7 separate regions of the Mus musculus genome follow, and regions 2, 3, 4, 5, 6 and 7 are each linked to region 1. A link is a loop called in an ENCODE intact Hi-C map of the cell type or tissue named here. Cell type or tissue: heart. All regions are shown on one strand. Region 1 has its middle 3.8 kb from the start of Gm25562. Region 2 overlaps Zc3h12c (zinc finger CCCH type containing 12C). Region 3 has its middle 11 kb from the start of Mir6244. Region 4 has its middle 14 kb from the start of Fdx1. Region 5 has its middle 19 kb from the start of Zc3h12c. Region 6 overlaps Zc3h12c (zinc finger CCCH type containing 12C). Region 7 has its middle 17 kb from the start of Mir6244.

Region 1 (4,000 bases):
TTCTTTGCATTATCTTTTCTTCCTTTCTCAGTATGACACAAGATCTATGAAGGAAAGAAGATATCCACCCTCACAGTTGTGTCTCTATCTGTCACGTGGTTAACACTCAGCACATATGTAAATGAATAGCCCAGCACAGGACACAGAGTAGTCACCCCATTTCTTGGGTTAGGCAATGACAGGGGTGACTTGTCGTAAGCACACAGCCAGAGCGCAACTTCAGTCCTTTCATTTCAATCTGAGATTTGAGTGGGACTGCCTTCCAGTTAGGCAACATTAACACTCTGGATAATCCCTGTGCCTCTACGTCTTCATCTGTAAAGTGAGGGTAGGAAAGAGGAGAAGATATCAAGATTGCTAAGAGGATCGGATGTGTTACGATGTAAAAGGGCTTAGCACAGGTCTTGCTTTAGAGTGAACATTAGATGCCCCCCCCCCCAAACACGTATGTCTTAAAGGTTCGATCCTCAGAGTGGAACTATGGGGAAATAGTAGACGTTTTAAGAGAGGTCTGGCTGGAGGCTTTAGGTAATTGAGGGTGTGTTCTCAAGGGGACTACGGCATGCTTGTCTCTCTGTCGCTCAGTTGTAATGTAGTTAGAGATCACCACAGAGCTGCTACCATGTGCAGCGCCTCATCCACACAGCACAGCTGAGGTTCATCTCTTCAGAGACTAACTCCAAGACTAGGGGCCCAAATCAGCTTCTCTAAGTTTAGTGTCTCAAATCAAGCTTCACTGTGCAGGTAACCCCTGGGCAACTCTACTGAACTCAGCACATCAGCTAAGGTCATCCCACAATCTGGGCTTGTTTGTTTTTTGGTTTTTGTTTTGTTGTTGTTGTTGTTGTTGTTGTTGTTGTTGTTTTGGTTAGACTTGGTTTGTTACAGTGGTTCCTTCTCTTTTCTTTTCATACCGTTTCTTTTCAAAACCATAGGTGTTTCATGCATTCTTTATAGTATAGAATTCTAAAAATATTTTTGGAAAAGACTGTTTTTAAGTCACCTTAAAGCAATTTGAATTGTAAACTGCGGTTTACCTCCGCCCCTACCTACAGGCTAGGGAAACTCCTTTTTATCTCACCTTCTCCACACACTGCTCCACAGTCTCTAAGGAACATCTTTACCTGACAGAGAGAATTGCAGAAAGTCAGAGCTGTAGTTCCCTGAAGAGATGGTAATCTGCATAACTTTTCCAGCAAAGGAGAAATAGCAAAAGAACAACCTAAAGATAAGGACAAATGTTTGGTGTGAGGGAGCCGTTGTGAAATGGGACGCTGAGGGCTGGTGGACAGAATGTTACTGGCTCTTCCTGACCCAGAACAATCCAGAAATGAGTAGCCTGACTCTGTTGAGCAAACTTCCCTAAACAACTTTCACTTCTCCTCAGAGCTGGAAATGTAACGGCTTCAACTCCACATTAGGAGATCCAGAGAGTCTGATGCAGTTCTAGTGGGAAATATCTCATCCCGCAGAAAAGACGCAGGTTGCTAGGAGATGGCACATCTTGATGGAAGCTCAGCTCGAGACTGTTCTTAATGAGTCTATGATGCATTGAGCTCAGAAGAACCAGGGAGCTTTACAGTACAGAAGATCAAGAGAATGGAAAAGGAGATGGGGACAGCCAAAGTAAAGAAACAGACGTTCCACCACAAGGTATCTGAATGGCTCTTTACCCAGGTCCCTTCGAAGAGCCGTGGAAGTGGACCTGTTCCTTCGGTTCTGAAGACACCTTATGAACACTTATGAATGTTGTTACCAAGTTTACCTGAAAACTTTACTGAAACCCTGTTTCTTTCTAACTTTCTTCATTCTAACTTTTCTTCATTCGGCAAGGCAAACTCTGACCACTAGATGGCACTGCTCCACAGATTTGTAATGAAATGGCTTCAGGCTCCCACACTTGTATTTATGACTACAAAAGTGTGGTTTTGCACCTTTTCTCTTAGAAGCATTGATCGATCGTCAGCCCAATAATCTTGCCTTCGTAGCCTGCTTTGTGTACTCTACTGGCTTTGAAGCTGTGAAGTTGGAAAGAGTTCTGTGCGCGGAAATGTGTCTCTCCGAGATACATTTACAACAGTCGCGCCTACCAGGCTGCAGAGATTACCTCTAGCAGTGGGGACCTGAATCCTCCCTCGTAGTTCCTGCAAACAGGTCAGAAGTACGGCCCTCTTCTTTCCTCCAAGGGGAAGGGGTGAGGGGATGCATTTCCAAAATATTCATTGGATGTTAGTTTACAGAAACACGGAAGCCCAGTACCTTAAATTTTGTACTGGCTAAGATTTGTATCTCAATAATGTGTCAAGCTGGACAAAACGTGTCATATTGGCACCCACAATAAATAAAGAAAAGAAAAAAATAAGAAAAATTTTTGGAAAATAAAATGAAAAATTTCTGTTTCTGTGAGCACTTAGGTATTTCAAGAAAACGTGATTTCTTTAGTTATCTAAAGCTCCCTGAACAAATAAAAGTACAAAACCAAATCAGAGGAAAGGGGAGAAAGCGAGCTATCTACAGGTCATGAGACAGGAGGGACAGGAGGAGTACTACACTCCGCTGCAAGTTTTAAGGTAACAAATCCTTGCGGGGCAGTGGTGGTGCACGCCTTTAAGCCCAGCACTTGGGAGGCAGAGGCAGGTGGATTTCTGAGTTCGAGGTCAGCCTGGTCTACAAAGTGAGTTCCAGGACAGCCAGGGATATACAGAGATATATTTATTTAAAATATATATATATATATTTGTGTGTATTGTAGATTCAAATCCAGCTGTAAGAAATGATGCTGAGGTCCCTTGTATTCTGCCTACCGGATTCTCTAATACTCGTACCCGGCAAAAAAAAATCCTTAATAAATATCAAATAAATATTTCCATGTTCAGTGTTGGTTATTCGGGTCACTTAAGAGGCAAGGAAGGCTTTCCCTGCTGTGAACTCCCTTTGTAAACTTTATAAACTTTGCAAACTTTGTAAAGCTTCAAGGCAGGAAATGGGGGAGAAGGCTGAGGAAATCCAGCAGCCAAGCCCCTCCCCCAGACCTCCCTGTCAATAACTGTCACAAAGATCCCACCCCCACCAGAACCCCTAAATAAGGGCTGTGCTTTGTCTAATTCCCTGCGCTATCTGTTCCCTCCCAGGAGCATAACCAGCCACTCCTGGATTTGTCCCTCCTCTCCCTGAACTCTCCAATCAATCTCTTTTTATGAGATTGGCTGCCTGGTGTGACTATCTTATCAGAAGAAGCCAAGAAGCAATGAAAGGAAGAAGGGAAGGAGCAGGGCTGAGGCTCCTGAGCTCCTGAGCTCAGTTAGGGATGCCCTCCCCTGGGAGCCTGCACCGTCTCTGCTGAGGCAGCTTCCTCCCAGAGCTGGCTGGTTCCTGGGCTCCCATGTCTCAGGATGCCTTTCCACTGGGACACTGTTCCACCTCGGAGCTGTAAGGTTCCTGGGCTTCAGAGTCCCAAGACACCCTCACATCCGATCAGAAAGGCCAACATTTAGAATTCTTATTCATTCAGGAAATTAAACGTCTTCTCTACGCCAAAAATTGGTATGATCTCAGGTGCTAAACGGGGGGTTGTTGCTGCCTTTTAAAAACGTTTTCTACTTAAGCTTTTTATTTGTGTGTATTGTAGATTCAAATCCAGCTGTAAGAAATGATGCTGGGGTCCCTTGTATTCTGCCTACCGGATTCTCTAATACTCGTACCCGGCAAAACCAGGGTACGCCAGCGCAACCAGGGTATTGGAACGGTACAGGTGTGTCTGTGCCAAGAGCTGCTGTTGACGGATTCTGTTACCATCTTTCTCTTGAAAACGTCACAATCCCAACCCCCCAAACATACACACACACACACACACACACACACACACACACACACACACACACCTCATTCCTAAAGCATAGTTTTGCTGAACAAAGAGTTCTGGGTTAAGAGTTCTCCCTTCTAGGACATGAAAATTGTACCACCTCTGACTGCATCGTGTCGGGAAGGGTTGTCAGCTTGG
Region 2 (4,000 bases), 160 kb after region 1:
GGCTTTAGGGTTGAGCTACACCCTGTGTTTTCCTGGCTTCCTTTTATCAGTGTCCTGGCTTCATGCTATCTTGGCCTATTGACTTTTTATTAAAAGTCTCTTCTTTTTAGTGGCCCTAGAAAAAGGTTTGTTCCCTGGTTGTGTGTGTAAATAGATGCGTGTTTCTTCTAGGGCGTTCTTTTAAGGGTGCTGATTATCAAACCCGGGCTTCATATATACTAAGCAAGTATTCTACCAACTGAGCTACATCCATTTCCCGGCGTCCCCTATGCAGACTTAACCAACCAAACAAGGTTGCAGCTTGGGTTCCTTTGCCTTCTTTATCGTGCTCCATGTTTTCCCTCTCCTCTGATGTTTGAATTTCCAGGAAGTGTCCAGAAAGTCCAGGAGAAGTAGAAAAGAGGAAGTGGCTGTTTCGACCCGTTCCTAAGTCCATCCTCATTCATTTGAGGCAGCTCCCAGTGGACACTAGTAAAGCTCCAGGAAGGATAGAACAGCACTGCAGGGTCTCCCAGGCCACCTCCTACAGAAGAGTTTCCAGGGCTGCTGCCAGCACAGGGGCGGATAGAGCTGTTGGGGTGATAGCTTCCCGGGACCATGACACAGCCTTATGAAGAGGGTTATTCTTCACCTCTGCCTTTCCTGTCCCGCTGGTCAGGCAAAGTCGCTGCATGCAGCGTCTTCATGCATAGAGCTAGAAGCTTAAAATATGCCACAAAGCACTTTGGTACGTTTTTACAAGTTTTTCCAGAGTACTGGAAACTTAACTTTTAAGGTGAATAATGTCAGCTGGGACATAAGGTGTGTGAACTCTTAATGTACCTGATATTCCTGATAGTCTTGGATCATCATGAAGATATTTGAGAGCCTTATATGATGGCACGCCTTTAATCCCAGTACTCAGGAGGCAAAGACAAGCTCCTCTCTGTGAGTTCCAGGTCATCCTGGTCTACATTGTAAGTTCCAGTACAGCCAGGGCTACATAGTAGAGATGCTCTGTCTCAAAAAGAAAAAGGACATTTGAGTCACTGGAGCTCCAGGGTAGTAGACTTATTTGGTGTTTTGATTCCTTCTGGGTCCTCTTGTTCAGGTTACCAGAGAAACCACCTGCCAACCAGCATCTTCATCTCTAGAACGGTCTCATGATTTACAGCGTCAAACTCCACAGTCCTTCCTCCTCGTGTCTTCTTTCCTAGATGTGTTCTGAATGTTCACCTTAGGGCAATTTGAGAAAGTGAATTCATATAAGAGTAATCTGCATTGGAAATGTAAATGAAATAAATACCCAATTAAAAAAAAGAAAGAGTAATCTGATAAGGCTGCAGGTCTCTCCTTTTGAAGGGCTAGTTATCCACACACTCTAAAGCCAATGCAAATGTCTGTCTAGCCACCGTACCTTTTTAGGGCTTATAAGGAGGCAAACAGAGAGAAAAGGGGGTAGAATCAAGAGAGCCAACAGCCAAGCAGGTCAGGAACCTGAATGACCTCCTGTTTGCTTCACTCGGTCTCTAGATCATCCTTTCTATTCTCTGAGAAATTTCATAATTTACAGAGATACAATTATTTTTATTTTGGATGGAGTTTATCTAAGAATCTCTGTAAATACATTACTTTGTTTACTTCAAATGAGCTCTGGCCACTGCAAAGTAGAATTCTCTTAAGTATACAGCTCCAAACATAACAATAAACTGGGCCTTCTGTTTATAAGAATGACATCTGGGTTTTTCATACTAACCTCTAAGTGGTGAGTCCAATGGGATCTTAAGCTTACCCATTTTGCTCCATAGAAACTCAGTATTTGCAGTGGGGGATTGGAATTTTCCCTGGAAATTCAATCCCACTAAAACAAAATAGTTGGGGAGGAGGTGCTCTTAGTAACTATTCCTGGTCCTACTTAATCCAAGATGACTACAAATCTTCCAAAATATTCCCCGGATATAAGGGTTGCATCATAAGAAATGTCAACTATACTTATTACTGAAGTATTAAAATAAAAAGAAATTGATACATAAAGAAAATTTAAATTATAAATATAGTGTCAGATTTTTTTAATTGAATGGGAACACACTCTGAATGCACACATGGAGTTCATTAATGCTTACAAAGCTATAGTAAATTTCTTTGCATGAAGAATTAGAAATGTAGTGCTTTAGTAATCAGCAAGCAGTTGGTTTGTATCTGTGGCTACAGTACACTTTTAGATCCTGTTTTTTGTAATGTTTTCTCAGAATTACTCTTATTTCATTCTCCATCAGCAACCCCTCAGCTGATCTTTCTATTCTACATGAGTTGTCATATCTTGCTACATCTCTCAGTATAGAAACTTTTCGTTCTTTTCCCAACACTTTTCCTCACGATCCGAGTTCCATCTGCAATTTGGAGCCGCCTGGTGGCCATCTGTTACTAGGTGGTTCTGAGACTTGGATGCTAATGGAGGCTTCTATCTAAAGGCATTGAGGACTGTTTAGTGACCATTCATCTTTAACATTGCATTTTTCTTAATTCTTTGATAGTTTCATACATTATATTTTTGCCATATCAAGCACTACTCCAGGGATGGACTTGACCAGGGGCCACAAGAGACTGAAGAAAAACAGACACAATAAAAGCTAGATTTGGGTGGCCTGAGCTCTCTGATAGAGAAAGTATATTACCCCAGAGCACATGTTTGTTGTAGAGTTGAAGAGCGAGGCAGGGTTATTGTATACAATTGAATAAGAAGCTGGGGTTAGATAAACAAGGAGGCAGAGTTTATGGTATACAATGGATCAAGGAGACAGTCTCTGTAGGGGATCAGTCTTCGGGTTGTAAATATGGGAGCTATTGTAGACATTTTCTGTACACACTGTTAGCATCAGCACTCAGATACACCACCACCACCAAGCAAGGCTTTTCCTCCATTTCCCATGAGCCTGAGCTATGGCGTCCTTGACATCTGTGCCCATGCCAGCAGCATATATTCCCTCACTCAGGGCTTCCTCTGCTCCCTCTTCTGAGGCCTAGCCCCATCTTCTTTCCCCTTCCAGTTTCTTGTTCTCTTTTGTTTCTGAGAACCCAGTGAGTCCAGTTTGTGCTTCTGATACTGAGGAGTGTGGAACCATCCACTGGAGCACGGTTGACCTACCAGAGCCACACTTTCAAAGAAAACAGGCTCTTCCTCCCCACAAGAAGCCATCCGCTATCAGTAGGGGCTCAGGGTGGGAATCAGGCGCCCTTTACTCCTCCTTGTTGAATGATGACTGGCTTGCTCCTGTGCAGACAAATGCTGAGCTGCTGCTATGAGCCCAGGAATCCTGGCATGTTCAGAAGACAGTGTTTTGCTAGCCTTCTAGCTATTTAGATCTTTTTTCCCCATATTCCACAGTGGTCCCTAATTCTTACGATGGAGGGGGGTAAAGGTGTCCTGTTTGCATCTCAGCACTCCACTGATGACATTCATTTTTGACCCGATCAGATGGAGGTTGGATCAGAACATCCTGGACACTCAGGGACTTAACCTGCACACTCCCACTTGCCTTTTATTTTTTACACCCCTTGCAAAGGTAGGAGGAGCATTAGCTTATGTCTACTTGAAATAGAAGACTGGTCAGAGGAGAGAAGCCAATGACTAACTGCATTATATTCAGCTTTAGGTTACTATAGGGGTTTAGTGTACCAGGATGTAGAGTTAGTATGTTTTAAAGAAAGTACGATTTCAACTTCATAATATTGCCAAATTCTTCTCCCAAATAGTTACATCAATTTACATTCCCACCTGTAATGTATGGGTTCCTATTTTCACACATTCTTGGCAACATCTGGTGTTTGCAGATTTTATTTTTACCCATCTGATGGGTGTGAAGTGGTGTCTCATTTTGACTTTAATTTACATTTTTACTATTGAGCATTTCATGTATATTGGTCATTTGGGTTACCTCTTCTGGAAAGTGACTGTTCATCTAGCTTCCATGTGCTCGTGAAAAGATGTCCCCCTCTAATATTACAGGATCAGGAGTCAAAT
Region 3 (4,000 bases), 180 kb after region 1:
TGGCTTGCTCCACATGGCTTTCTCAGCCTACTTAATAGAACCCAGAGCTTAGAGCCCTAGAGTGACAGCACTCACAATGGGGTAGGTCCTCCCACATCAATCACTAATTAAGAAAATGCCCTAAAGACTTAACTACAGCCAGATCTTATGAGGGGGGATTTTCTCAGTTGAGGCTTCTCCCTCTCAGGTGATTATCTTGTGTCAAGTTGACAAAACTAACCAGCACAGGACCTCACCAGATAGTCTCCATGTTCAGTCTCAATGGAAACTCATGACCCTCAGCGCACCCAAGAAGGAGGATATCTGAGGCTATAGGTAGACTATTGAAGGCAACATATGGAGCCTTTGTGTAATACAAATGGGAAGGGTGGTAAGGAAGACATCTCCACTGGGGTGGACCAGACTGCAGGAAGACGAGAAAATGGAGGATTCCTACAGAGGCTTGGCTAGGAAGCCATGCTGGGCTGGGACATTAGAAGGCTTCACTGGCTTGGCATCTAGCAGCCTTGGTGGTTGGTAAAGGCTGGAGAAACACTTGATACGGTTGTCACAAAAGCCAAAGGGGCGAAAGGCATTTGAAGGAATTCTTGTGTTGGTGGAGTGAAGTCAGGCAATGAAGAGTATATGCAGATTAACTCGTTGTATGAACTCAAGTAGGTGAACTCTATGGGGATGAGACCCATTTCAGGGACAGCTCAGGGTCTGGGAAGTGCCTCTGTCAGTGTCCCCTCTCCAGCTGATCCGTCAGATGCATTCCCATGGTGAGGAAGTGTCATGCTGTCCCCTGATCTGTGGATGTTTGACTTATAATTCAGTGAAAAGCTGGATCATACAACTCACTCCTACCCTCGCTAAAAAGCCTGGCTATGCGCTTGTTTATCTGTGCACTGGGCTCTCTCTGTCTATGGCTTTATTGAGAGAAAATGGGATTCTGTCCTTAAATCACCATTTACGGGTAGACGTGCAGCCGGCATCCATTCATCTTGTGTTCTGCCCAGTCTGAAGTGAGTGTAATGCAGAACCACTTGTTTGTCCCCAAGGCCAAAGCCAAGGCCAGAAGAGGATATTGATTTGTAAGAATTACTCATGCTGGCCAAGGAATGTTCACTGGCCCCTGTTTAGCAAATGCCACCCTGCTGACTCAGCCTGGAGAACATTTGGTTCTTGCAATGTCTGAGGAGAACAATAAATACAACTCGTCCCTCCAAACAAGTGCTTCTAGGTCTCGAGTGTGGTTCCTAGGGAAGGAGCCTTGGTCTCACCCAGGAATGTGATAGCAATGGAGATGCTTGAGGCAGGGCTGTGGTCTGTCTGCTCTACCACAAAGTCCGAGAAAGGATTCCAGCAAGTTTCTTAGCAAACCTTCCAGGTGAGTCAGATGTACATTAAATGAGAGACACAGGACAAGAGCAACGAAGCAGGAGATTGCATAGGTGGGGGTGAGAATTACAGTGCACCTGGCAGAAGCTCCTTGCTGGAGAATGCAGATCTAGCTGGGGTAGCTCAACCTCCTGTCTACCACTGAATTCCAAAAAGGCAGACCCCCCCCCTCCAAGTGGGGGAAACTAGACTTTCTGCAGACAGCCAGCTCCCCCAAAAGAAAACATGAGAAACAGTGTTGTCCACAAACTCTGCAGTCAACGCCTGCATCTTCCCGGGAAGGAATGCAGAATGCATCTTGAGCCAGGGCCAGAGTGCTCATCTTATGTACGGGTTCTCTGGGGAGGAGGGAAACCTCCCTAGCCATGTGTTCCTTCAGGGAGCATGTGAGGATGTTGGCACCTGGAAGATGTTGTCTTCTCTCTCTCCCATGGCAACACTGTGGGCTTTGGGGTTCTGAGCCATCAACTTCCAGTCCATCTGTCCAGTGATATGAGAAGAGTCATAAAAGCAGCGTGGGCAGAGGGCCTGCTGTGTTATGCCTCTGTGTAGGGTGCTGGGCTTGGTGAGCACTGAACACAACACTCTTAATCCTCCTGCCTCGGTGGCCTATCTGTGCTGTCCAGTCACCTTCTGTTTAATAGTAAAAGCCGGTGACTTCTTTCCCTTTTCCAAGACATATTACAAACAGAAATTAGGTGTAGAAATGGAGGTATATGGTTCATTCCTTCATTTCAAACACCCTAGTCTACAGCAGAAGAGTAAGGTCCCTGGCTGGAGCAACTGCTTCAAGGTTCAAGCCCCGATCCCCACTAATTTACAGCAGATCACACACTGCAGCTCCAGGCTTCTCACCTGCTGAGGAAATCGTTAAGCCTCCTCAGCCTCTGCTTCCAGGCAGTCTCCCAAAGCACTACCCATCCCCTACCGCAGCATATCGTTTCCAGTGGCTTCTGCCTGTGTCAGTCACTAGCCCCAGCCAGGAAGGATCTGTCCAGAAAAGCAGCATTGGTTGTGGCTGGCAGGCTCTCTCTTGAGCAGAAGACTGGAGTCTCTGGAGGGTCTGCTAAGAAATGGAATTAAGAGTGGCGTTGATACAGCATGGCCGTGGTCAGTAGCTCACAGCCTAATGAGTCCGACGGGCTTCTGGTCCTTATTTATTTATTTATTTATTTATATACACAAAAAGTGGCCTTCCCAGTACTCCCAAACCCTCCCTCACCACAGTATGTTCCAATCTAGTTGTTTGCCAATTTCTGTGTGTGGCCAAGGAGAGGCCTACTGAGAAATTCGATAAGCTATCACCACTACAGCAAAGCACATGATTATCTTTTAAGTTATAAAAAATGCTGATATCAAAGGTCTTTAAGTGCAAGAGAGGACAGTGTGAATAAACACTCCTCGATAGTAGATAAACAGTGCTGTTGATAAAGGGCTGTCTGATCATGTGCCCTCTGTATAGCTCTCATACCCTGAAAACCTCTCTGATCAATGAAAAAAACATCTATTGTGACAGAGCTTGTATGTATTTTTATGAAAACTCTTTAAAGTTTACCTCTGTGCCTGGCAAGTACCTGACACATTCTTTGCAGGCACAACACTTTCCTAAGGTGACAGTTTGCAATGTGACTCAGCTACCTGAACAGTCACCCTAATGTCAGACTGCTGAGTCACATTGCAAACTGTCACCCAATGCTTCAGTCCTCGTACATTCAAACCTCCCTCAGCCAGGCCGGGTGCCACTGCATGAATTACTAATGCCGCCTCACATCCCAGCTCTGCCCTGAGCCCTCCTCACCCTTCTCCAAACCCTGACCTGCGTCATCTTAATAACACTTAGTGCAACTGGAGAAGACAAGAAACTGAGACAAAGCAAGGAGGTCCTAGTGGTCGAGAGGACCTGTTAGCGAGGGTTATAGCCACTGCCTGCCACGGGGTGCAGAGAGAACTGCAAACCCAGGCTCCAGATGACATTAGAATATATTTATTGCTATATGTATATACAATTATACAAACAGCCCAGATGGGAGCCGTATGTCACATCGATTTCTGCAGATTCCACAGGAATACACATGGAAGGGGGTTCACGCCACCAAGTTTGTTCTCTAAGTCGCATACATTTTTTTAAAAAAAGAAAGTTGTAAAGTCTTGAAAATTCTTCCCATATAGTCCATCTTATGAGCTAATTAATCATGCAGAAAAAGGTGTTGGGGGAGGGGCAGCCCAGGGGCTTTCCAGAGGCTTATGCCTGCCAGCATGTTCGAGAAAGTGGTATCTCAAAGCCAAGCTTAGCAGATGTTGACTCAGGACTACAGGGCTGCAGACATCCCAAGTCCCGGTCCATCTCCTGAGGTCTGACTCTAGGAAAGGCAGTGAAGAAGTACAGGAAGGCAGGAGCAGGAAGAGCGAAACCCATAACAAACAGGCGAGGGAAGAAGCATCAGCAAGCGCCCTGGTTGATGAAGATAGCAGAGTGTGTGTGTGTTCAAGACTCAGGGCTGTCTCAGTCCATCTTAGTCTAAAGCCCACCGTGGGTCAGCCACCTGGGACCTGCACAGAAAGAGGACAGGACAGTCAGGGAGAAAGAAGAAACTTCAACTTAAATAGTACCAGGACGGGT
Region 4 (4,000 bases), 310 kb after region 1:
TGGCCGACCTGTTTTCTCTCATGGAGACTCTGACTCAGAACTCCAAAATCTCTCCACCCAGTTTGCTAGGTTCCCACTGGCAGTTTGCTACCATGCCAACCTTGTGCTTCAAACCCCCCACGGCCTTTGTGGTGTACCTCCAGCAAACCCACACTTTGCTGCCATAACTTTCTCTCCTGAACCTGGATGAACCTCCGCGTGAAGGAAAACACAACACAAACTTAGTTCAGAAAGGAATCCTACTCTTGTAAACCTTATTAAATTTAAATCCTCTGGTGGAGAATCCTGACAGATCTGCCATTGAAACTAGGAGACACTAGTAGCTACATCCTGTCCTCATGCTATCCCTGTCCTCACACTATCCCCGTCCAAAAGTACCTAGCTCTCTCCTGCTACCTCTCTTCCTCTGTCCAACCTGGAAGTCCCGCCTACTCACCCAGTGATTGGTTCCTTTATTCATTAGGGGATTGGTTCACAAGAAGTCATCTGAGTACGTGTGACTCACTCCTTGTCTGAAGCCCCTCCCAGGAGAGCAGAATTAGCATCAAAATACAAACAGCACCAGGCCCATCCACAACAATGAAACATCCAGACTACTAGTGCATTCACCATGGCATCTCTAAGCCCTGGGACTGTAAGCGACAAATCTCTATTACTTGTAAATTGCCCGGCCCAAGATATTGTGTTATAGTAGACTGGATAGACTAAGACATCAATCCTCAACTTATGGAGGTCCTTAGGCTGCTGAGCCAATATTATCAAGTTCCCAAGGTCTTTATCGTCTTCATTCAGCTTACTCTGGGCTGATGAAAAGAGGAGATGGGGGCTATGTTGGAACCTCAGTGTCTCCTCACCCAGCTGCATATGCACTAAAAGCATCATAATCATCCATCCTTCCCCCTCTCCTCCCCCTCTCCCTCTCCCTCTCCCTCCCCCTCCCCCTCCCCCTCCCCCTCTCCCTCTCCCTCTCCCTCTCCCTCTCCCTCTCCCTCTCCCTCTCCCTCTCCCTCTCCCTGGCCCTCTCCCTCTCCCTCTCCCTCTCCCTCTCCCCTCTCCTCTCCTCTCCTCTCCCTCTCCCTCTCCCTCTCCCTCTCCCCTCTCCTCTCCTCTCCTCTCCTTTTTACTATTTTCTGAGACCGGGACTTCCCATGTAGCCCAGGCAGCCTTTGAACCCAAGATTGTCCTGCCTCTTGGGTCCTTCCTTTTGTTGGCAAGTCTCTGTGTGATATTTTCTGATGATGAGATATGTGACACGTTTTAAAGCGGTCAAAAGGCATATCTGTGAAATATAATTCAACACATTTTGTTAACTTTTTAACTATCACAATGATCAAATTATGCAGAACTATACTCCTAGGTGTCATTGGCCAGCTGCAGCTAGTTGGGGGGATTACAAACATCCTCCTTAATACCTTTTTTCTCCTCTCCTCCATGTACTTGTTCTAAAGCTACAGCCTAAAACTTTATGTTTTAAAAATTCACACCTATTTTACTTGTTTGTGTGAGAGTATGGATGTGCATGCATGGAAGTCAGAGATCAACCCCAGGGAGTCTGTCTGTGTGTCCTGAGAACCGAACTCAGGACATCTAAGCTTAGTGGCAAGAGCTACTGAGCTATCCTGTCAGCAATAGGTTTAATTTTAATATAACTATTAATCTTTTACTTCTAATCAAGAGAGTGTCCCAAATGCACCTTTGACCCCCTCATTTCTAAGGTTCAAAGTTTTGTGAAAACAAAAGCACGCCCTTCAGCTCCAGACTAAACTGGTTTGTTATTCTTTGTACCTGGAGTTGCTGTGCCTGCTGTTTACTCTGTTAGTTCATTTCAGACTCTTTCCCCTCCCCTGACTCCAACCAACTGAGGAGGCCACTGGACCTGGCACATGCCCTTCAGGGCTGGTCTTGGAATCTCCAGTTTTGCAAGCTACCAGAGACTGTTTTCTGTTTCCTCGGGCTCCACCTAGCGGGCGGAAGTGGCCAGCACTGTCCTTACTTGGATCTGCTTGGGAGATTCCCTCCCAAGCTACAGAGGCTGGCAAAGAGGGTTAGGAGAGCAACAGATGTGATGTGATGTTAGGACCAGCTGTCTCACAGATGACACTTTCTTATGGTATGTCACATGGTAGAAGACCTTGTAGAGGTTTCAATCTGTGGCTCTCTACCCCTAGGGGGTGAATGACCCTTTCATAAGGATTGCTTAAGACCATTGGAAAGTGCACATATTTATATTATGATTCATAAATATAAAGAAGCAATGAAAACAATTTTACGGTAAGGAAGGTTGACTAGAGGATCTCTGTAGGGTCTTTTTCACTGGACACTAATCCAATTCACGGACATCTGCCCACTTGACCCAGTAGTAATCATCTTCCAAAGAGGACGACCCTCCTATCTGTGGGATCAGGTAGGATTTCAACATATTAATGGAGATGGAGGTGATACGATACAAATGTAGTATGTAGCACTTAGATGTAGTGTTTCTTCTTCCAAACTGTCTGCTCATTCATAGATAGAATTGCCAGACCTTATTATTGTGCCTCATGGATACATGACTTCATTACCTGGGCTAGGAGGAGCTCTCAGAAGATGCACCTTACACCCGTGTCACTGATACTCAACTGCTTGTTCTTCTTAGCATTATCATCAATATTACTTAGGGAAACAACTGTCACGGCACATGTAGCAGCCAGAGGACAACTTTGTAGAGTTGGGTCTTTCCTTCCACTTTCGTGTGGTTTCTAGAGATCAGCCCAGCTTTTAGGCTTTATTCGGAAAATGCTACAGTCTCTTAGGCCCTGATTGCTGTTTTTAATATGCAAACTTTGTCTCTCTGAAAAATCCTCTAGGTAGATACATCATTTATACAATTACACTCTTTTTCTCTACCTTATGTAAGGAAATCTGGTCTGGGATATATATGAATCTCAGACACTTGAATGAGTTTTTGTCTGTTTCAGTTGACTTAGACTCTCAAGTCCCAGGCAATACTTACTGAAAGGTACAATGACACAATGCTGACTTAGACATTGGGAGTACAGTATTAGAATCGCTAAATTCTGAGGGTAGGAAGCATTGCCATGGAAACAAAAGAAGCATGCGTGCGAAGGGCTGATGAGTGCTGTAATGATAAAGCAAGGAAGGGAGGCAGGGAGTGAGAGAGAGTAGATGCTGTTTATGATAAGCAAAGACTAACTGGTGAGGGGCCATTTGCAAAAATCCCTAAAGATAGCAAAGGAAAGCCTGCAGTACTGATCAATTGACTACATGTGGTGTAAAGGATAGAACTCCTAGGCAGAAGAAATGATTCAGTGGTTAAGAGCACTGATTGCTCTTCCAGAGGTCCTGAGTTCAATTCCCAGCAACCACATGGTGGCTCACAATCATCTATAATAGGATCCAATGCCCTCTTCTGGTGTGTATGGAGACAGCAACAGTATACTCACATATATACAATAAATAAAATCTCAATAGAACTCCTACCATGACCACTAATTTGGCCTAAGAACAACTAGAGCACTGGGGTGATGTTTAGCTCAGCGGAAGGGCGTGTGCATGTGGGAGACCCTGAGCTCAATTTCTAACAAAAACAATCTTTTAACAAGGAAAAAAAAAAAGCCCAATCAAGTACCAACCAAGACAGAAAAACTCCAAAACAAAAGTAAGCAAACAAAACTGAATTTGGATTCCCAACACACACATCAAAATCTGGATGCAGTGTAATTAATCCCAGCACTCAGGAGCCACATAATCCCAGGGGCTTGCTGACAAGCCAGTCAACGACAACCAGCAAGTCCCAGGTTCAATGGGAGACCTTGTTTCAAAAACTGAGGTTCAAAAGCACTTAGCAATTGATGAAGGTACCCAACATTGACCTTTGTTCTCCCACATGTACTTAGATGTACAAACAGACACACACATTGGAATCACTATACAATACAATACACACACACACACACACACACACACACACACACACACACATATCCCAGTCATTTTTGCC
Region 5 (4,000 bases), 120 kb after region 1:
TTTACAGCTGATATTCATCTTATCTCCAAAGTACATAACACAGTGCCCCTGATCTTCAGCTATGCTTAATCCACATTCATTGGGATTTGGCTGAGTCAACTGCAGAATAAGAAGGCTGTCCCGGCACTGCATTAAGAATGGAGAAACCTCCTGGTGTCACTAAAGTCATGTCAGAAGGCTGCTACTTACTGTTGTCTGCCAGCCAAATTCTTTCTAAGTCCCTGCCACTCTCTTAGTCCTGCTCCAGAGATCTGTAGGTTTGGCGGAGTGTACAGGGGCAGCTTTCCCAGAGTATTCTATTCTATCCTTCTTGCCAAAAAAAATCTGACCTGCTGCAGAGAGCAGATTGCTAGTCTTCCTGGGGTCTCCAAAGTGATACTAAAACTGTGGCCCACAGACGCCAACCTCCTGTCTGCAATCTTTATTGAACAGGCCCCCAAATTAGTCTGCCAAAAGTAGAGAATAGGCTAAGTAAGACACTCTGCTTTCTTAGGCTCAGAGTGTCCATGGGCATCATGTGAAGGATGCGTTCAGCTGGGACCTCCTCAATACTTAAAGTGCAAAACAGATGTAACGGGGATAGATGTGCTGCTCCACGGAGCTATGAAGGCGGGTTTCGGTTTTGTAAAACGAAAGAAACCTTAAACTATACAGTTTGAGCTTCAATAAGCATCATGAATACTAGAACATTGAGTAGCCAGGGATCCAGGCTTAAATGATCTACGTCCTATTGAAAACAATTCAGAAAAGCAAGAAACAATTCTAATAAAGGTGAAACGTGTAGCCAAAGGCGTCTTAGGCCAGCCCTGAGACAAACACATAGGGATCTTTCCTCTAACCTAAGTTGTATAAACTTTGAGAACTTCGCTAGTCTGACGATAAACTGGATCCTAATAGTTTGCTCACCTGGCTATGGTGACGATTTCATGAGATAAGTAAACTACTGATGATGGATGGCATAGTGTTCCTCCTGTTTCAGAATTAGATGCAGCCTGCAAGGGCAAGAAGTAAGGCTTTGATTTAACATTTCCATAAGCAGGTGAGTAAGAGGTGGGAGCGTTTCTGAGAAGTTGACCTAGATTGCTCTAGGTGTTGTTCACTTCTCTGAAACGGGAACGCTCAGCGCTCAGGGCTATTCACAGGTGTTCACCTCTGTGCACAGGGCTGCCTGCACCCAACCTAAAGTGATCTGTGTTCATCTCGGGTTTAACCTCAATTCCGACGTTGATTGCCATTTCCAGCAAAGCCGGTTTCCTAGCTGAAGGAAGCCCTTCCCAAAGGGTGAATCCCCTACAGCTTCATTTGTTTAAATTCCTTTAGTGGTCTTTATTACGCAGGGTGTGGTGTTTTGTTTGCCCCCACCCCCCATTTCAAGGTATTAATGATAAGTCAACAAACAAGTAACATGCCCCTAGAAAGCAACACTTGGATTTCTTTGGCTGCCCCGGGCATGATCTGGGCTGGTGCAAGGTGGAGATGTTGTGGCCAGCACAAGAGGCGCCGTCAGGGTCAAGGGTGGGACCAGAGTTCTTGCTGGGGAGAGGACTAGGGACCCTACCTAGGGTTGGGCCGGGAGGGGAATGCACGGGCAGGGAGGAGGCTCGGGTAGAGCCCGACAGGTCCCAGCAGCTCCCCTCACCCCTCCCCAAGCCTCCCGGGTTTCCCCCCCTGGCTTAGGGTTTCCTGTTTCAGTTCTCGGCGTTCTCCAGCAGCAGGTGCTGGTTTGCCAAGCTCCGCTCCAGTGGCAGCGAAGGAAGTCAAGAGAGCGGAGGGGAGGAACGCGGTACGCAGTGGCTGCAGCGGCTTGGGGCGGGCGGGCGGGTAAGCGGGCGAGCAAGGCAGAGAGCGAGGAGCGCGGCGGCGGGCGGCGGAGCCCCGGGGCGCCTGAGAGCCGCGGCCCTGGCGTGCAGTCCGCCGGGCGTGCGGGCGAGGCGGCGGCATGGGGGAGCGTCCCGCTCGGCCCGAGCCCTAGCGGCGGCCGCGGCGGCCCGGCGCTAAGGCGAGAGGCGGCCGCCTGGCGGAGGGGGCCCGGGGCCGGCCCGGCTTCCAGAGCATGCCGTGATGGCTGCGGAGAAGACATTGCAGGTGGGTGGCACGGAGGCCCGCGGGGTGTGAGGAGGGTCGGGATGGCCGCGCTAGTCTTTCCTCGCCGCCCTCAGTGCGGTGTGCTCCCGAGCGAGAGGCGCGGGAGGCCCGCGGGGCAGGGGAGGCCGCGCCCGAGAGCGGAGCTCAGGATCCGCCGGAGCCGGAGCCAGAGCGGCCACGCTCAGGGAACTCCAGGCCCAGGCGGCTCCGACCCCCGAGGTCGAGTGGCGCAGCGCCCGCCGCCCCGAACACTGAGCGGGAAAGCCGAGCGCATCCTGCCCGCGGGCGGCGCCAGCCCCCGTGGGGAATTCGACGAGGGGAGGCCGGGCCCGGAGGCCTAGAACGCCGGTCCAGTAGCTCCAGCCCGCCCGAGGGCCAGGGCCAGCGAACATGGAGGCGGGCCCGGGCGCCGCCGAGGGAAACGGACCCACGGCTGTGATCCTGCCGCTCGGACCCTCGCGCGCTCGTGGGGTGAGGCATCACCCGGCATCTCTATCCAGCCCCAGCCATTCGCTTTCATTAGCCATCTCTCCGCCCGTCCTCTGGCGAGTCCTAGGGAAACCAACCTTTCACCCTTCGCCTGATCCCCGTCCTCACCCTCCTGCCCAAAGCCCGCGCCCATTTCAGCTGGGCTCATTTTTAACTCCCTGTGAGCTACAAGGTGTTACTTAACTTGGAGAAATGAATCCCGCTTTTCCTCCCTACACTGTTTTATCATCCTTTATTGTCCCTGAAAATCCTTACAAACAGCGGTTGCTTCCAAGCACTGATTACTCCGGGTCTCCTGCTGCTTTGGGTATCCGTTAACACTGGGGGTTTGTGTTCTCAGTTTTGTGATAAAGAGATGAAGCCGTAATCCACATTTAGGGAAAGTTCTCCTATTGGTTGCAGGACTGTCTTGGAGTATCTCCAGCTCCATCAGACGCTTATTGATTCAGATTTTTTTTTTTAACCGCCTTAGAATAGATGAAGAGATAATTGGGCCTAAGCGTTGTATATTTAGAAATCTGAGAAAGTTGTACAGTTCTTCACTCATTGCCTTATTGAGATTTTCGTCTCTACTTCAAATATAAACAGAAACCAGGAGACAGACGTACCTCACTTTTTTTTTTTTTTTTTTGACTTTCCAAGACCCATTTAAAAAGACTACAGCTAGAAGCAGTGGGACACATGCCTGTGATCCCAGCCCTGGGCTAGTGCAACGGGATCCTAAGTGTGAGGCCAGCCAGGGCTGGAGAAGAGGATGTATCAAACAAAGTCATGGGTACAAGGGCATAACCTAAGTTTATGTAGTCTCTCACATGTATAAGCAATTGATTTTACTTACAGTTTCTTAAATCTTGGTAGTCTCTGACTTCTGAATAGATGGCCCAAGCCCAAGCCCAAGCCCATGCATTTTTCAGACATTTCCTTCTGTTCTTGCACATCAGCAATGTAAATCTATTCACTTGATGGCACCATAAAGATGTCAAAAATAACCTGTTTGATTGAATCTGAATTTATGACTTGAAATATTTGAATATTTTTCTTGAAGAGTTGCTTTTACTTTCATAGTAAGTTGCAATTCTTCTAGTATATGACCATTAAGAAGAGTAAACATGCCTTTATCCCAACATTTGGGAGGCAGAAGCAGGCAGATCTCTTGAATTCCAGGCCAGCTTGGTGTCTATTGCAAGTTCTAGGTTAGTCAGGGCTATAATGGTTGCACCCTTGTCTCCAAAACAAAAGAGGAAACATTATAAACAAATGAGCATTTTCTTTTCTCTTTGCTATGTGGGCTTGAATTGGGGACCTACTGCAGCCAGGGTTCTGAGCACTGACTTGGATCCCATAATCAGGTGATTAACAACAAAGAGATCAATATTTTTTTTAACTTCTATTTAACCATGAAAGTCTAATGGAACTATTTTGGTGC
Region 6 (4,000 bases), 170 kb after region 1:
AAAGTGGGCTTCTTTGTGCTATAATCATTATTTATAGGAACAAAGATATACTACAGCACTGACTTTATATTTTTAAAAAATTTAAGCTTCCAGTTATGTTAAAATGGAAATAGTACATATTAGAGTGATTCCCGGTATGGCACTTTTTATTATTTTATTTTTGTTTGGATGTTTCCTGTTAAGAAAATTAGTTATTTTAAATGGTCAGTTTAAAAGAAAGCAGATGCAATCAATCGAAAAAAAATGTTTCTTTTTTATGAATAAGGCAAAAGCTGTGACTATTACAGGTTAGGGCTTTGCTTTCTAGCTAAAATGTGCTTTTTGACAGTAGAAGTGGGATTGAAGTCCTTGATTTCCATTAACATGTATTTTTAATCTGTCTTTTTGTGGGAGGCACAGTACTGGATGAATAGCCCTTTCTCAGTACTTGCCTGTTTTTAATGAATCCAAGTATTCTCAATGCAACTTTTATATTGAATACACTCTAGCTTCCTGCTATTTACTGAGGCTGGCCTGAGGTGGTCTGATGTGTTGAGGATATGCAACATTTACTGATACTGCACTAGAGAAATGGCAATGGAGGACTTGTAAATGGTAACTTAAAGTTTTTGTAAGATATTGTATATTTTCCATTTTCCTGAAGGTAGTTTTTTTGGGGAGCCTGCTATAATATTAAGGCCAGACTCTTGCCACAAATAGTGTAGTTTTAGATACAGACTAAAGTCTGTTCTAGTATTAGTAAGGGATATTTCTGGTTGCAACGTCATGGCTTTTGCTTGCTGTAGCGACCTTTCTGAGCATCAGAGATGGATCTATGGCAGACAGTGCAGACAGTGCTGTGATGGACAGAGGCTGCCTCTGACGTTACTTGTTGCAGCGACAAGTCTAGCTCTGCTCCTGTAGTCAGCCTGGAGGCTTGGTCTAGATGCTCCTGCAGTCTGAGAGAGGCAAAGCCCTGGAAACCAGAAAGTACCTTTTACTGTTGATACAAATTGTATCTTTTTAACAATAAGAACTATTTTGATTTGTAGATCTAGTTAAAAACACAAATGTGTAACTATAATTAGACTTTTGGGCAACATTTTATCCCTTATTTAAATAAAAAAAATTTTTAAAGGAAAATTGAAGTCTAGAATAGGATAGAAAATAAAAGTAACAATTAAGGTAAATAAAGGTGTCTGTCTTAGTTTTATATATTAAAATATATTAAATAAATTTATTGGCATTTTCTTTTTCCTAAAACTTACCTAGTGTGAACTTAACTTAAAATAAAGGTAAAATGCTGCCTGAAAATAATGTCCAAGCATCTTCGACTAGGATAACATTTTCACTACTTGTGTGACACTGTGTGTTGCATGGAGTAGGATTTGGGTACACAGTAAATGCTTCTAAACGGCATTGTGCATATTAGCATATCCAATAATCTGAACCATGTTCAGCAAACTTAATTCAGGAAAGTGATGTTCTACAGTTACTGCTGTTGTGTTTGAGTGAGCGTGGCACACATCTGTTCCCGGAGTGCTGCAGGTGGTGCCACCCCAGCCCTCCCGAGTGCTGTGTCTGAGAGTGACACAGCCGACCTGTGAAACTGTCCTTGATTCTCTCAGTCATAATCTAAAGGACAAGTTGAAATGTGGAGGCTAAGTGAATGCCAAGAACAGGGTTGCAAATGTGGGGTTCCTCATACCCAGGCTGCCCAGCCACATTGTGAGGCCAGGCTAGGAAGTCAGTTAATGAACATGTCACTTTTGCTTCATATTAGCACTGTGATTGTTTGGAAATGGGCACACTTGACTAAAATGGTTTAAGCGAGACCTTAGGTAAAAAGGATATGACTTAAAATTTGGCCTTCTTACATTTTTAGCTGAAGTTGCCCTCTTTTTCATCTCTGCCAGTGTGTGTCATGGAGTGGGTAGCTCTGACCCACCCACTCCTACATTTCTCAGTGCCATTGGCTGTGTGCTAAGAAAAGGTTTTCTTATGACAAGAGGACAGTCTGTCTGTCCCCTTTGATAAAGCACCAATGCTGCTTTCAGACGTTAAGAATAAGGTGATTGGCAAATTTTAGCTACATCAGTTTCTCAAAAAACAAAACAAAACAAAAACCTCAGGTAATAAGTAAAAGGAGTCCATTATCAAATTTGTAGCTGATCATAAACCTTAATTTTAGCTAGAATATTTCTTCCCAATCTCTAATTTCTATTTAAGAGACTAGCTAAAATAAATAAATAACCTGAAATGGTGTGCTAATGAATAGTAAAAGTCAGAATTGGTCAGCTGATTAAAAAGGACTCAGACTGGAATATTCTGCCCCTGAATAATAGACAGTCAACTGTACTTTATGCAGTAATAGCAGTTTGTTGTCCCTGTGTCTTAGTCCAGAGGGAATAGTACCTAACTGGCCAAAATGGCCCTCAGAATTTCCTCTTTTCTTGCATGTAATATAGACATTTCTTGTTATCCTAATGGGAGTTTGTCACTGACCTAAACAGTGAAAGTAATGGTCGCCAGTAAAATATTTGACACTGGTGACAACTTGAATTTTTGATTTCATGAAAATACATTTATGAAAATATGTAATTACCTAAAGAGGGTGTTTTATATATACACGTTTGTTATGAAGTATTAAAAAATAGGGGGTTGTCTTTCAATGGATAACATTTTCCTGATTGAACGGTGTCTTTGAGTTGTGAATGACCAAGTCTAGGGTCTATTTGACCAATGATAAGATTCAGAACCTCTTACATGGAAAGAAACACTTGGTTTTATTCTTGGTATTTTTAAAGATTATTTTGATAATTTTAATAGAATGTGTAATTTTTAAATACACAAAAGTAGTATTGATTATACAAATGATTATTTAACATGTCTTTTATGGATGTATCTATATGTATATAGACAGTAATATATTTATAAAACAATATACTTTATGTTGTATTTTTTAGTTTGTAATGAATGTAAGTATGACTGTGTGTATGTGAGCAAGCACTCACATGTGTGTACATGTGCACACACGTGTTGATGTGTCTGTCTGCCTGTGTTTGAATGCTGAAACCTCTTTCCCTGACTTGCTGGGATTTACTCTAAAATGTATTTGGGTTTTGCTCCTTTTAATACCCTTATTCCTTATTCAAGATAAAATAAGAGGTACAGTTTTCTTGTCTGTCTGTTGCCAGATGGCTCTTCCATTGTATTAATCTCTAATTCTTAGAGAAGGCCTGACATCAAGCAGATTATGACTGGAGATAATGACTATGTTCCAAATATATTAAAAGTGAACCCCGCTGTGATGTGAAAATTTCAGGATCCACACCAATGAACAGAATAAGCCTAGAAGATCGAGTCATCCACACACCAGAGTTCGAGGAGGCCTGGGACCTGTGACAAGGAAGACACGTGTGTTCTAGATGCTCTCTCTATAGGATCTGGTAGTCAATAATTCAGGCTTCTCTGAGAATCAGATAGTCTCTTTACTGTACACCTTTGCCTTTACAGTGTGACAGCCACAGGTAGCATAGAGATGAAAATGTGACCTTTTAAATAAAATTTTATTTACAGAAACAAGCAACAGGCCAGTTTTTACCTGTGGGCCATTCCCCAGCCCTGTCCTTGAGGGAAAAAAAGCCAGACATCTTAAGCTGTAAATTCTTGTGCATGTTAATATAATCAACAATAGCTGTATCTCAGCAGCCATCTAGAGGCAGTATGACGAGTCACTGGTGTCCTTCAGAAGATGGCTGTGCAACAGTCACAGGGAAGCATTTGTTACGTTCAGCACATCCATCATTTGAGATGTCACTTATCTAGCCACCAAGAAATCTATAAAAGAAAGGTATCAGGACTGGGAATTTTGCTTAAGTTCTTATTTTTAAGTAGGACTCCTTTATCTTTTGTTTCTCAGTGGCCTCGTGGGCCAAAAACCAGCCTTTTTTTTTTTTTAACTCAGCCACATGTTTTTCAAGATTGCATTTGTCAGTTACGTTTTTCTGTTAGGTTTTTG
Region 7 (4,000 bases), 190 kb after region 1:
TCTTACCCTGGGAAATCGGAAGTGTCCCGTGCGAGGGAGCACTCTTAATACCCCTTTCTCACGAATCCAGAGAGTCTTCCAAAATACAACAAGAGACCATCCTAGCTAAAATAGCACTTACAATAATCACTTGACCATAGTCACGGATAAAAATCTCACTTTCATAAACTCGAGCTGACAGCGGAGTGATTTATCGGAGGATGGTGTCCTTGACTGGTGAAGAGCCTGGCGGACGCGGACTATCAAGAAGGTCAAGATGACGCAGGACGGGACGCTATAGCACGGGCTGGCTCAGCTCCTTCAGCTTGACCGCAACTAAAGGCTCTGGTCAGCAGGTGAGCAGACATCGGTTCTAGGGGTCCCCCCCCTCCAGGATCTGTGCATGTCTCCTGGGAGCATGGGATCATGCCAGCAGCAGCTGCCAGCTTTGCTTACCTCATGAGGAGGGAGGTGCCATCCCGTTACATCTGCTTTATGCTGCTTTGGCAAGAACGCATCTGGAACAGTGCATACAGTTTGGGTCCCCACCTTTTGAAAGAGACATCAAGAGGTTAGGAAATTGGAGTGCAGAGGGGCACATGGGTAAGCGAGGTGGGGCGAGGGCAGCATGCTCAGAGGTTTCAAAGCTAGGGGGTTTGGGGGTGGGGCTTGGCGGGACTCAGCTGCTAACCTGATACCCTTTCTATCTCTTCTTAAAGTTCACCTTTGAAACTCTCCTAGTCGACCGTGGAAGTAAGAACAGCTGAGGCAGGTGCTAGAGGGTTCTCTAAGAACCGCAGCAACCATGCACAGGCTGATTGGTTTTACAACCATCATGGCTCTAAAGCCATACACATCAGAACTTTCAACAGTGGGCATCCTTGCCTTACTGTGTAGTTAAGGGTGACCTTGAACTTCTGTTCTTCAAGATCCACCTCATAGGTGCTGGATCTATGGATGTGTGCCACCACCTGGTTCCATGTGATGCTGGTGATGGAACCCAGGGCTTCCTGCAAGCTAGCCAAACACTCTTAACAAGTGAGCTACATCTCCAGCCCAGATTTTCTATATTATTTTACAATATGTCCCATGATCTAGGAACTGTTCATGGCCTTGAGGGAACAACCAGTCTAATGGATCTAAAAGATTTTTGTGGTGCCTACTTAGAAACACGAGTTGCTGTCTCTGAATGAGCAAGACTTCTCAGTGTACTATCACTGTTTCATAGTAGGCTGGCGTGTGAAGAGAAGCAACAAGATGTCCTCACAGCTGCACTGGCACTGGCTACGGAGCCCAGTGCTGGCCGAAGCGAATTCCTTATTCTCAGATACAGACCAAAAACAAGGCGAGGGTTAACCCAACCAAGAAACTACTGTGCTGGCCACACCTACTCCCCAGCCAGCTCCCCTGCTAGTGCTCTGTGGCATTTTCTGCACTGATGAGCTAAGCAATTAGAAAGAGAAGTCTCTGTCTCCTAAGTGGGTTGTGTACAAAAAGGCACCTGTTGGGGCTATCACCCTATAAACTACAGTGGATGGAGGTTCTGCAGCCAAGTCATTGAACCCATAATGAAAACGGAGCCCTTACAGTAAAATACAGAAGAAACTCCAAATTTGTCAAATCTGGTAATAAAAGGATAGAAATAATGAGAGTTACTAACAGCTTAATAATTGTCTTTATTACTTGAGCTTGTTAAACTGAGCAGGATTAATTAGAAAATGATTAGCAATAGAAACGTGAGGACATCTTAAAGGGACTTCAAGCACTTGGAGGATGTCAGCTGTTAGCTGAGCAGAGCTGGCACTCTCAGTGGTACCAAATGCCCCTTCAAATATGTGGTTGGTTGTACTTTTTCCTTTGGTTGGCAGTCCTACAGTCTCCATCATTAACCAGTGTTGAAGGAGGCTTAGATGGGTGAAGGAGCAAAAGGAGAAGGAAAGCAAAGGGATTAAGGAGTGATTTAATGTGCATGTTAACGTTTAGATAAAGGAGGGCGGGGAGTGAAGAGAAAGGGGTGAGACTTGGAGAAGACAGAGCTAATAAAGGAAGCCTGGAGCAAGAGGGCAGAAATCCCCAAGCTGACCAGCAGGTGGCGCTATTATATCGCACTCCCATTGAAGACCCGCTCCTCTGAAGGGGAGAAGAGGGAGGGACATACTGACCAGACTGGCAGGAGAGTCACAGTGCAGGTGGCTCGGGACTTGTGGAGCACTGGCCAGAGCTAGGACATATATTATAGCGAGTTATTTCAAACACATAAATTTGCATTCACATTAGATATATGTTCATCTAGTTTAGAAGATTAACCAAAAATTCTTGGGACAGTGATCTCAATAGACACACGAATTACAATGAGATGGGTTTGAAATCCTCTTTTGTAGACAAACCTCTTAGCAAAAACATGAATATGCCTATAAAAGGAATTTTCATTAATCTGGTAAAGGGTCAAGTCCCCAACCCTAGAACACAGCGTGTTATAATGCTAGAAACCTTGATCTCAAGGGAAATAGAAACCAACAGCAGTCAGCACTGAATTGGAAAAGCCATCCAATCAGCCATAGAATGGAAATGATGAGTGTTGGGAAGAAAGACTGAAAACTGTCATTATTGCAGAAAATTTAGGATGCCCCAAAGAATTTGCAAATTATTTTTAAAAACAACAGGAATGCAGGGACTGCTCTCAAGGCCAGCGGACACAAACTAGTTTCATTCCTCCACCGTAGCCAGAATACTTTCAGTTACAACCCTTAAAAGACTGTGAGATAAGACTATTAATAATAAACCTAACAAAAAAGACATATGTCACTGTAACAACTTAAGCAACTTTACCTAACCACATGAGGAAAGACGCCAATACATTGAGATGATGTCATTGTTTCTGGGAGCCTTTAAAACTGGACCAATGTAATTTCTTCCCAGACTAATCTATTCAAACATTTCTCCTCAAAACCTTTTTAACCATTCAAACAAAAATAATTCCAAGATCTACACAAGGAGCTGGATCCACTGGGGATTTCTCATCGGGATGAAGAGAAGAAACTTGAGAAGTAAGCTACGTATGTCAGGGATGCAGACCTGTTAAAGCAGGATGGTACTGACCAATGACGCCATATTGATTACTAGAGCATCATAGTGAGATCTGAAGAGGAAACAGCAATGACAACCAGAAGCCTCCTGTGGCAAGCAAAGGACCTGGCACCCCTGCCTGGGTCCATCTCCATCCACACTGCCAGCGACACACCACACACAGCAGCTGCCAGCCATGGCCTCCTCCCCCAAGCCCACCTGCAGCTTCCAGGGATTTTCTCCTGGAGCCCAGCATGCAGGGCTCCTGCATGAGAAGAGGCCCCTCCCTCCCTCCTTAAAGGCTGCCCAGGTCACTCCAGGACACCCTGCACCAGCCAGAGGGGAGGGGAGCTTTCAACCCTACTCTGACTTAGTCCTCTCCAGGACATTGGAAATCACCTCCCCTGAAAGAAACAGCAGAGGAAAACTGCCAGCAGACTGGCCCAGGTGTGCAGTGTAGAAGCAAAGATAAGAAAATACAGGACGATGTGCCTCCCAACCAAGTCTCTGATCCCATAATAATGACACCTAACAAAAATGACCCGGAAGAACTACCATACAAAGAATTCAAAAGAATGACTATTGCTGTGTTCAAGTTACTCAAGACATGAACATACATCAAGAGGGAAGGAGGGAGGAAGGAAGGGGGAGGTGGGGAGGGAAGGAGAAAGAGGGGAGGGGACCTGGAAGTTAATCCAGGATATGAAAATAGGAAACAAGAAGAGAATTACTGAAGAGAGACCAACTTAAATGGTGCTGGAAATAAAAACTTTAATAAGCCAAACAGAAAGCTCAGGGGTAAGTCTCACCAGCGGACTGGAGTCTGCTACAATCGGATCAGGGCAGGGAGATTCGGGAGAAGAATAGGATTACTCAGTAAAGGCCGATGTCTGGCAGTGACCGACCCTCAGAAGGCAGGTTGGTTAGGTCGATGCCAAAGGTCTTCAAAGGGCAG

The links. Peaks named below come from ENCODE experiments on the same cell type or tissue, not always from the same donor. Only the 100,000 strongest peaks of a DNase experiment are listed, where the experiment ranks them.
Region 2: a loop joins it to region 1, with 6 times the contacts of the local background. A loop is called at or near these places in 25 of 42 quality-filtered maps.
Region 3: a loop joins it to region 1, with 4 times the contacts of the local background. A loop is called at or near these places in 10 of 42 quality-filtered maps.
Region 4: it touches region 1 in a loop (8-fold over the local background); 31 of 42 quality-filtered maps call a loop at or near these places.
Region 5: a loop joins it to region 1, with 5 times the contacts of the local background. A loop is called at or near these places in 26 of 42 quality-filtered maps.
Region 6: a loop joins it to region 1, with 4 times the contacts of the local background. A loop is called at or near these places in 9 of 42 quality-filtered maps.
Region 7: a loop joins it to region 1, with 12 times the contacts of the local background. A loop is called at or near these places in 10 of 42 quality-filtered maps.

What each region holds. Positions count from the first base shown.
Region 1 is chr9:52,285,408-52,289,407 of GRCm38, reverse strand. No RefSeq gene overlaps it. Among named protein-coding and RNA genes, the nearest start is that of Gm25562, 3.8 kb to the left of the region's middle. In heart, a CTCF peak has its summit at 1,846 (motif pointing right); no DNase peak of the experiment used is centred here; H3K4me3 peaks cover 486 bases; H3K27ac peaks cover 647 bases.
Region 2 is chr9:52,128,933-52,132,932 of GRCm38, reverse strand. All of the region lies in intron 2 of Zc3h12c (zinc finger CCCH type containing 12C), which reads left to right. Among named protein-coding and RNA genes, the nearest start is that of Mir6244, 15 kb to the right of the region's middle. In heart, a CTCF peak has its summit at 2,391 (motif pointing left); no DNase peak of the experiment used is centred here.
Region 3 is chr9:52,102,767-52,106,766 of GRCm38, reverse strand. No RefSeq gene overlaps it. Among named protein-coding and RNA genes, the nearest start is that of Mir6244, 11 kb to the left of the region's middle. In heart, no CTCF peak of the experiment used is centred here; no DNase peak of the experiment used is centred here; H3K27ac peaks cover 473 bases.
Region 4 is chr9:51,975,551-51,979,550 of GRCm38, reverse strand. No RefSeq gene overlaps it. Among named protein-coding and RNA genes, the nearest start is that of Fdx1, 14 kb to the right of the region's middle. In heart, no CTCF peak of the experiment used is centred here; a DNase peak (open chromatin) is centred at 1,950.
Region 5 is chr9:52,166,587-52,170,586 of GRCm38, reverse strand. It overlaps a transcript of Zc3h12c not described here. Among named protein-coding and RNA genes, the nearest start is that of Zc3h12c, 19 kb to the right of the region's middle. In heart, CTCF peaks have their summits at 127 and 1,702; DNase peaks (open chromatin) are centred at 1,706 and 2,436; H3K4me3 peaks cover 2,317 bases; H3K27ac peaks cover 1,750 bases.
Region 6 is chr9:52,110,908-52,114,907 of GRCm38, reverse strand. It overlaps Zc3h12c (zinc finger CCCH type containing 12C), which reads left to right. Exons shown (of 6, transcript NM_001368810.1): 6 at 1-4,000. Among named protein-coding and RNA genes, the nearest start is that of Mir6244, 2.7 kb to the left of the region's middle. In heart, no CTCF peak of the experiment used is centred here; no DNase peak of the experiment used is centred here.
Region 7 is chr9:52,096,899-52,100,898 of GRCm38, reverse strand. No RefSeq gene overlaps it. Among named protein-coding and RNA genes, the nearest start is that of Mir6244, 17 kb to the left of the region's middle. In heart, no CTCF peak of the experiment used is centred here; a DNase peak (open chromatin) is centred at 2,068.